Regions from separate parts of the Homo sapiens genome. Here region 2 is linked to region 1. Evidence: read pairs that join two places in POLR2A ChIA-PET (ENCODE). Cell type or tissue: Panc1. All regions are shown on one strand. Links, peaks and the distances in the headings refer to the core of each region. The heading gives the core; the rest is flanking DNA. Region 1 has its middle 18 kb from the start of CABP7-DT. Region 2 has its middle 5.5 kb from the start of NIPSNAP1.

Evidence for each region. ChIA-PET counts read pairs that join two places held together with the same protein. Peaks named below come from ENCODE experiments on the same cell type or tissue, not always from the same donor. Only the 100,000 strongest peaks of a DNase experiment are listed, where the experiment ranks them.
Region 2: POLR2A ChIA-PET joins it to region 1 with 6 read pairs; 5 of 35 experiments call an interaction of 5 or more read pairs at or near these places.

Annotation. Positions count from the first base shown.
Region 1 is chr22:29,699,570-29,703,952 of GRCh38, reverse strand. No RefSeq gene overlaps it. Among named protein-coding and RNA genes, the nearest start is that of CABP7-DT, 18 kb to the left of the region's middle. In Panc1, for the core only: no CTCF peak of the experiment used is centred there; a DNase peak (open chromatin) is centred at 2,519; H3K27ac peaks cover 675 bases.
Region 2 is chr22:29,584,454-29,588,836 of GRCh38, reverse strand. No RefSeq gene overlaps it. Among named protein-coding and RNA genes, the nearest start is that of NIPSNAP1, 5.5 kb to the right of the region's middle. In Panc1, for the core only: no CTCF peak of the experiment used is centred there; no DNase peak of the experiment used is centred there; H3K27ac peaks cover 948 bases.

The sequences.
Region 1 (4,383 bases), core at 384-4,383:
CACGCTTGGGGCAGACACACAGCAGCCACCAAGTCAGGCTCCCCTGTAACGCTGGGGGAGAGACCTCACGGGGCCCCTGAGCCCAGTGGAGGTCATCCTTGAGTATCCACAGCTCTTGGCCCCCTGGTGTCCCCCTCCCCATACCTTCCCTGCCCTGAGGAGCTCCTGAGGGTGGGGTGTTTCCCTGAGCCCTGCCTTGCAGGGTTCTCCACCCTACACACAGCATGCACTGGACACAGCAGGGAGGGGACTCTGGACTGGGGCTGGGAGCTGCCCCCACCACCTTCTGAGGGGAAGAATCTGCCCCAGCTGGGAGCTGCTCTCCCAACTTGGCATTTCCAGGGGCCCTTCCTACGTGATGTGGGGAGCCCTGGCATCCCCAGCCGCTCTCCCCCTTCCATGGGAAAAGAGGAGGGAGGAGAGGAAAGCCGTATTAATAAAAGAATAGGATACTGCACTAACCCCACAGCATGTGCGGCTCAGAATAGCAATGCGCCTTCTCAAGGCAAACAAAACTCCCCAGGTGTTAATGCAAATTCACTCCAGTTAAGATGAAAGAGGGTTGTTTCCCCCTTTGCTGGTTAATATGAAGGACTTAATAGATTCAGCCTCAGGAACTCAGGAACTCGGGCTGGGTGCGGAAGGCTGGCGAGTGAGGAGGGGGAAGGATGAAGGCGTGGGCAAAGAAGGGAGGTCCCATGGGTTTCGGGGCAGAGCAACTGTCACAGCAGGCCCGGCCGACGCTGCGGCTCCTGCCACCCCCCTCTGCCACCCGGGCTGACAGGCGCTGGGCCTGGTTGCTCAAGAGGAAAACCCAGAGTGGCCATGCCAATCCCCGCCCTGGCGCCTGCTGCCTTTCACTTGAGCTCGGGGGCTGGCAGCATGGTGGCCCCTCCCGAATTTGTGCCAGAGGATAGTGGGTCCAAGAGAAAGGAGGGATGTGGTGGGAGCTCTAACACAGGCCCCAGGCTGGGGTCCCTGCAGGGCACCTGGTTCCACTCCGGCTCCCGGCCATGGCTGTAGCCATAGCCACTCCTGCGGTATCCTGGGCCAGTCACTCCCATTTTGGCTCCTTGGAAGGTGAAGCTGGCTTGACATGGCCTTGGAGGACCTCGGGGGACCAGTCTGTGGAGTTGGAACCTAAGGGGGCCTCGAGTTCTGCTGGTCCAAACCTGACCTTCTATAGCCAAGGCATGGAAGCCCAGAGAGTGGAAGGGACTTACTCAAGGCCACACAGCAACAGGCGGAGAGCTGCAGGGGATCAGAGCCCACAGCCAGCTGGCCTGAAGCGCAGGCTGGACCATTGAGCTGCCTTCTGCTGGGACAGACAGGGCCCTGTCCTCCCAGAGTGGAGCTCCTCTCCAGCCCCGGGCTCCAGGCTAATCTGCTCATCCCAGAGCACTTGACTTTCTCAGATATATTCCCTGGGAATTATCCTCTGCTGAAAATCCCCAGGGCCCAAGGAGGGCCCCTGCTGGGGAGGATGGAGACACCATGCGCAGCTTGCCACAGCAGGGGTGTGCCAGGGTTCCTGGGGAGGCGCTGCCTGGCTCAGCTGGGGATAAAGGGAGACTTCAGAGATCCGGGGAGGGCCGGCCTGAGGCTGGGCTGTCCCTGTCGGTCCACTCCACTCCTCCAAATTTAACTCCTCTCTCTCTCTCTCAGGGTAAATGGCACAGCAGGTGCCTGCCTGGGACACCTCAGCAGCCTTCTTTGCTTTGTTTACCGACTTAATTCCTTCAGATCAAAGGCTGCCCCTTCCTCCCTGAGCAGGCAGATGGGGAATGACATTATTTATATCAGAAATGGGCAAGGCTCCATGGGACTTCTTCCTTATGCCTGATAAGAGAAAATTAGGTCACTCCCGTGCCTCCCTGGCGTCTGCAGTTGGGTTTTTACAGCCCAGGTACTCACAGGCTCAGGGAAGAGCTCATGTGCACAGTGTGGCCCACCTGGTTCTCTCCCACCCTGAGCCTCCAGTCAATTATTGACCTGAGCAGCCAGTATTAATGGGACAAAATGAGAACATCCTTCGCAGGCAGCTCCAGCCCGGAGTTATCTATCATTTCCCGGGCTTTGCAGCTGGCACTGGGCAAACATGGGCTTGGACAAACAGACCAGCTGCAGGCTCATTAAGCTCAGGGTGCAGGTGGAGGGGATGGAGGCCACAGGGGAGCCGTGAGTGGGCCTGATCCCTCTGAGCTGTGACATCCCCTGAGTCACTATGGCTCTTTCCTTTGCTTCCTCTTGCCCTCTGCCCCCAAAAGAAGTATCAGAAAAAAAGCCACCGTGTACCAAGTGGTGACTCACATCTAGGCAAGGTGCTTAGAGCTTTCTGGGCATTCGTAATCCCCACAAAACCCTATAAAATTCCCATTTTACAGGTGAAGAAAACTGCAGTGCCCAATAGACTGGACAATTTACGTAGGCTCACATGGCTGGTCAGTGGCCTAGCAGGAACGCAGGTTTGTCTGTGTTCTGAGGCAGGGAGGGCTCTTAGCCTCTCAGCTGTGCCGTTTCCCCAGCTCCCCCTGCAGCTAATGGTAGAGATTTCACCTTTCTTCAGGCCAGCTGCGTCTATTACTTGTAAGTTACGGTAACACTGCGACAGGTCCACACCCCTTTTCTTAGAAACCTGAGTGCATTTTGTTCCTGTTTTTCACGTTATCCTGACAACATCCCCCGGGTACCCAGAGGCCTCACTGTCAACTGTCTTCACAGGGGGTGGAAGGTCTGGCCCTTGTGGGGAAGGAAGAGCCAGGTGCCCTCCACCTCTCTGCCCTGGGCAAGTGTGGCTTAGGGGAGGGGCGAGATGCCTCTGGCTGCTCCCACTGCGGAGCCCTTCAAGAGAAGTCTTGATTTCAGCTCAGAGGCAAAATGCCAGGTGCTATTCTGGGGCCAAGTTGGTGAGAAATGGGCATCAAGTGGAAACCAGGAGAGGACACGGCGGGGGTTCCTCTCCGAGTCAGCTCGAGTCCTTGCTGGGCAGATTAACGGCCCTGTAATTTTCCCCAGGTGCTCCCATCACGGCGCAGAGGTCCAGAGCCATCTCTCTGGAAGCGAGCTGCGGTCTCCCTACCGGAGCTGGGGCTGTGGCTAGGATCCTGCCATAATGCAGTAATGACAGGCTGCCAGGGAGCCCCACACGGCCTGGCAGGGGAGGGGGAGAGGAGCCCTTGGCCTCCCTCTCTCTGCTGGAGATGACGCTGCCTGGGCTGTCTGAAAGGGAGACGGAGAACATGCGGGTGCCCGACTTTCTCTTCCCCAGACGGCTAAGAAATTGGACTAGATACAGTCACAGCAGTCTTCTCGCCAATACCTTTCCCCCCAGAGTTTCACTGCCAACTCTTCATTATATGTGGGTGGCTCCTTATCCTCTCTGCCACACGAAGGCTTCTGGGGTAGGCAGCCCTGGGGAACAGCTGTCAGGAACTCCCCACTCAGGCGAGGACCAAAGGCAAAGAATGAAGTGCTAGCAGGGAGGCCAGAATGAGCCACTTGGGGCTCCGATGGGACTGGCGGCAAATGCCACAGTGAAGCACTGAGGTCTGGCCCCCCCGCTTTGCATTTACAGCAGGGTCACTACAGACTAGAAAAAACAGCAAAGAATTCAACTGATCTCCTCGATACCAAAATACCATTAGAATCAGTCATTGGAACTCTGGTATTAGTAATTCTAACTCTACTTAGCGGGGACCTCTGACCTCAGGTCCCATTTACTATTTTGGTGGGGGTGGGGGGGCGTCGGGTTGTCTTTAATAGAAAGGTTAGGTAAAAATATTGCCTGGACGGCTTTAAATGACCAATATTTTTCAAAGTGCTTTCTTTGGCTTAGACTACGGAGGAAATCAAACTGCTTCCAATTACTAAAAATAACAATCTACATTTGCAAAATGAGTTTATATTATTCATCTAATAAAAAGTCTAATTAGTTACCTTTTTTTTTTGAGATGGTCTCACTCTGTCACTTTTTTTTTTTTTTGAGACAGTCTCGCTGTTACCCAGGCTGGAGGGTAGTGGCATGATCTTGACTCACTACAGCCTCACACTCCCAGGTTTAAGTGATCTTCCCACCTCAGCCTCCCAAAAAGCTGGGCCTATAGGTGCAGCCACACCTGGCTAATTTTTAAATTTTTTTGTAGACACGGGGTCTCTCTATGTGGCCCAGGTTGACCAATTCTATATATTCAAAGCTAACAACAAATTGTTAAAACTTTTCATATTCTTGCCGGACACGGTGGCTCACGCCTGTAATCCCAGCACTTTGGGAGGCCGAGGCGGGCAGATTGCTTGAGGTCAGGAGTTCGAGACCAGCCTGGCCAACATGGTGAAACCCCGTCTCTACTAAAAATACAAAAAAATTAGCTTGGCATGGTGGCAGGT
Region 2 (4,383 bases), core at 1-4,000, 110 kb after region 1:
GGGCAGGAGAGGAGGGGTCGGCTCTCTGCAGGGAGAGGAGGGGTGGGTGGGAGACATGTTCAGGAGAAAAAGATGTCACAGACATAGTGGTGGGCAGAAAGGAACTTCAGAGAGAGAGAGATCCTAGGACAGAGGACAGTGGGGACTCTGGGGAGGCCTTGTAGAAGACAGCTTGAAGAACTGAGTCCAACCCTAATAATTAAGTTGGGCCTAGTACAAAAGCTAATTGTGCTAGCCAGCCTCCAGGATGTCCCACGTGACTCTCGCATGTTGATATTTACACCTATTGGTTAGACATGCAGCCCTGCTCACGTATTGATATTTATATTCTGAGCATGGATGGCGCATGCCTGCAGTCCTAGTGACTCAGGAGGCTGAGTCAGGGGGACTGCTTGAGCCCAGGAGTTGGAGACTTCAGTGAGCTATGATTGTGCCACTGCACTCCAGCCTGGGCAACAGAACAAGACCCTGACTCCTGCAGAGGAGGGCTCCATGTCCAACCAATGGGATGTACAAAAACGACAGTGTGACTTCCAAGGTCAGATCACAAAAGTCCTTGAAGGTTTCACCTTACTGGATCACTTGCTCTGGGGGAAGCCAGCCGCCATGTGGTGAAGACACTCAAGCAGCCCTCTGGAGAAGCCCATGTAGCAAGGAACTGAGGTCTCCTGCCAACTACCAGCGCTAACTTGCCAGGCATGTGAATGACTCACCGTGGAAGGGGATTCTCCAGCCTTGGTCAAGTCTTCAGATGACTACTAACCCAAGCCAATATCTTGATTACAGCCTTGTGAGACCCCCAGAGAAGGAACCGCCCCAGCTAACCACCCACTCCAGAATTCCTGACCCTCAGGAACTGTGTGAGATCATAAATGCTGATTGTTTCAAGCTGCTAAGATTTGGGGTAATTTATTCCATAGTAATTGGAAATTGTCTAAATCTCTATTTGTGGAATTTTTCTTTTTTTCTTTTTTTTTTTTTTAAAGACAAGATCTCCCTCTGTTGCCCAGGCTGGAGTGGCATGGCATGATCATGGCTCACTGAAGCCTTGACTTCTTGGGCTTAGGCAATACTCTGGCCTCAGCCTCCCGAGTAGCTGGGACTACAGGCACACACCACCAGCTAATATTTTAAAATTATTTTTATAGAGATGGGGTCTTCCTATGTTACCCAGGCTGGTCTTAAACTCTGGCCTCAAGTGATCCTCCTGCCTCAGCTTCCCAAAGTGCTGGGATTATAGGTGTGAGCTACTGTGCTCAGCCACATTTTTACTGGTGGAATTTTTTTTTTTTTTTTTTTTTTGGAGACAGGGTCTGACTCTGTCACCCAGGCTGGAGTGCAGTGATATGATATTGGCTTACTGCAACCTCCGCCTCCTGGATTCAAGCCATCCTCCCACCTCAGCCTCCTGAATTGCTGGGACTACAGGTGTGCACCACCACACCCAGTTAATGTTTGCATTTTTTGTAGAGATGGGGTTTTGTCATGTTGCCCAGGTTGGTCTCGAACTCCTGAGCTCAAAGCTATCTGCCCACCTCGGCCTCCCAAAGTGGGATTACAGGCATGAGCTATCCCACCCGGCCTATTGATGGAATTTTATCCTAACTGGTTTGCTGACCAGAATACAGCAACTGGTTTGCTACACAGAATGAATGGTCTGTGGGTAAGGACAGTTCACATCAGGTGCCCAGTTAACCAGCATTGTATGTCACTGAGTGCCACAAAGAGAGCCCAGTTCCACCCTCACTCTTTTTTTTTCTTTTTCTTTTTTTTTTTTTTTTGAGATGGAGTTTTGCTCTTGTTGCCCAGGCCGGAGTGCAATAGCGCACTCTGGGCTCACCACAACCTCCGCCTCCCAGGTTCAAGCGATTCTCCTGCCTCAGCTTCTCGAGTAGCTGGGATTACAGGCACGTGCCACCATGCCCAGCTAATTTTGTAGTTTTAGTAGAGACGGGGTTTCTCCACATTGGTCAGGCTAGTCTCGAACTCCTGACCTCAGGTGATCTGCCCACCTTGGCCTCCCAAAGTGCTGGAATTACAGGCGTGAGCCACCGTGCCCGGCATACCCCTTTTCTTTTAGAGTGAACGTCTTGTTCTGTTGTTCAGGCTGGAGTGCAGTGGCATGACCATAGCTCACTGCAGCCTCCAACTCCTGGGCTCAAGCAGTGCTCCCACCTCAGCCTCCTGAATAGCTGGGACTACAGGCACACATTACCATACCCAGTTCATTTTTAAAAATTTTTAGTAGAGACAAGGGTCTCACTATGTTGCCCAGGTTGGTCTTGAAATCCTGGCCTCAAGTAATCCTCCTGCCTGGGCCTCCCAGTGTGCTGCGATTACATGTGTGAGCCACTGAGCTTGGACCCCATCCCTGCTCTCTTTCTTCCTTTCCTTTTCCTTTTCCTTTCCTTTCTGTCTTTCTTTCTTTTGTTTTTTTGTTTTGTTTTGTTTTTTTGACACGGAGTCTTGCTGTGTTGCCCAGGCTGGAGTGTAGTGGCATGATCTTGGCTCATTGCAACCTCCACCTCCTAGGTTCAACTGATTATCCTGCCTCAGCCTCCCGAGTAGCTGGGACCACAGGCACCTGCCACCACACCCGGCTAATTTTTGTATTTTTGGTAGAGATGAGGTTTCACCACATTGGCCAGGCTGGCCTTGAACTCCTGACCTCAGGTGATCCACCCACCTCGGCCTCCCAAAGTGCTGGGATTACAGGCGTGAGCTACCTCGCCCAGACCCCAGCTCCCTTTCAAGGAGGGTAAATAGGGCCAGGCACGGTGGCTCACGCCTGTAATCCCAGCACTTTGGGAGGCCAAGGCGGGCGGATCACGAGGTCAGGAGATCGAGACCATCCTGGCTAACACAGTGAAACCCCGTCTCTACTAAAAATACAAAAAAAAATTAGCTGGGCGTGGTGGTGGGCACCTGTAGTCCCAGCTAGACGGGAGGCTGAGGTAGGAGAATGGCCTGAACCTGGGAGGCAGAGCTTGCAGTGAGCCGAGATTGCGCCACTACACTCCAGCCTGGGCAACAGAGCGAGACTCCATCTCAAAAAAAAAAAAAAAAAAAAAAAAAAGGAGGGTAAATAGATTTAGTTAAGCAAGGAAAAGATTCTGGGATGGAGTGGGTATATCTCCTGGGGAGAGAACTAGGGCCGTAATTGGGGTGACCAAAGGTTCTGGCTTGTCCAGGACTGAGGGGTTTTCTGGGATGGAGGACTTTCAGTGCTAAAACTGAGAAAGTCCAGGATAAACTGGGATATGTGGTTGCCCTAGCTGAGGTGGGAGTAGGGGCCTTGAGGTTGCCCTTCTAGTCAGCGGCCACACTGTGGTTCATGTGGGTTGGGGAGGGATGCCCATATCCCATCTCTCCCAGGCAGGGGTGGAAGCATGCTCCCAGCACCACCTTTTTTCACCCTCCTGCCCTATTTGGCTGGACAGAGATGGAAAACCCTTCTTAGAAATGCTAAGACCCACAGGAGGAGGCTGCAGGTCAGTCCTCCCTCATTCTCCTCACCTGGGAGGCAGTGTGAGGCAGCCAGGAATGCCAAGGCTTTGGTGAGAGCCTCTCACCCTAAACCACCAAGGCCGGCTCCTCCCTGTCCTTGGGTCCAGCTTGCTGTGGCCTGACTGCCAAATGCCCTCTACCACATAGCCAACGTGCTGCTACTCGGCCTCTGTTGACACAATTCAATGACATGCCACCAAGGCAGCCCATTCCATTGTTAGAAAATTATTCCAGCCAGGTGCGGTGGCTCACACTTGTAATTCCAGCACTTTGGGAGGCTGAGGTGGGTGGATCATTTGAGGTCAGGAGTTCAAGACCGGCCTGGCCAATGTGGTGAAATCCCATCTCTACTAAAAATACAAAAATTAGCTGGATGTGGTAATGCAAGCCTGTAATCCCAGCTATGCGGGAGGCTAAAGCAGGATAATCGCTTGAGCCTAGGAGGTGGAGGTTGCAGTGAGCTGAGATCACGCCATTGCACTCCAGCCTGGGCGACAGAGTGAGACCCTGTCTCAAAAAAAAAAAAAAAAAAAAGAGAAACAAAATTATTCCTGTACTGAATGAGAGGCTGCCATCACATAATCTCCACCCATTCATTATATTCAACTGTGCTTTCTTCCTGGAAGAGCCCTCAACACACACCCCTCATTTTTTTTTTTTTTTTTTTTTTTTTGAGACAGAGTATTGCTGTCACCCAGGCTGGAGTGCAGTGGCACAATCTCCACTCACTGCAACCTCTGCCTCCTGGGATCAAGCCATTCTCATACTTCAGCCTCCAGAGTAGCTGGGACCACAGGTGTGGCTACCATGACTGGCTAACTTTTTGTATTTTTAATAGAGATCGGGTTTTGCCATGTTGGCCAGACTGGTCTCAAA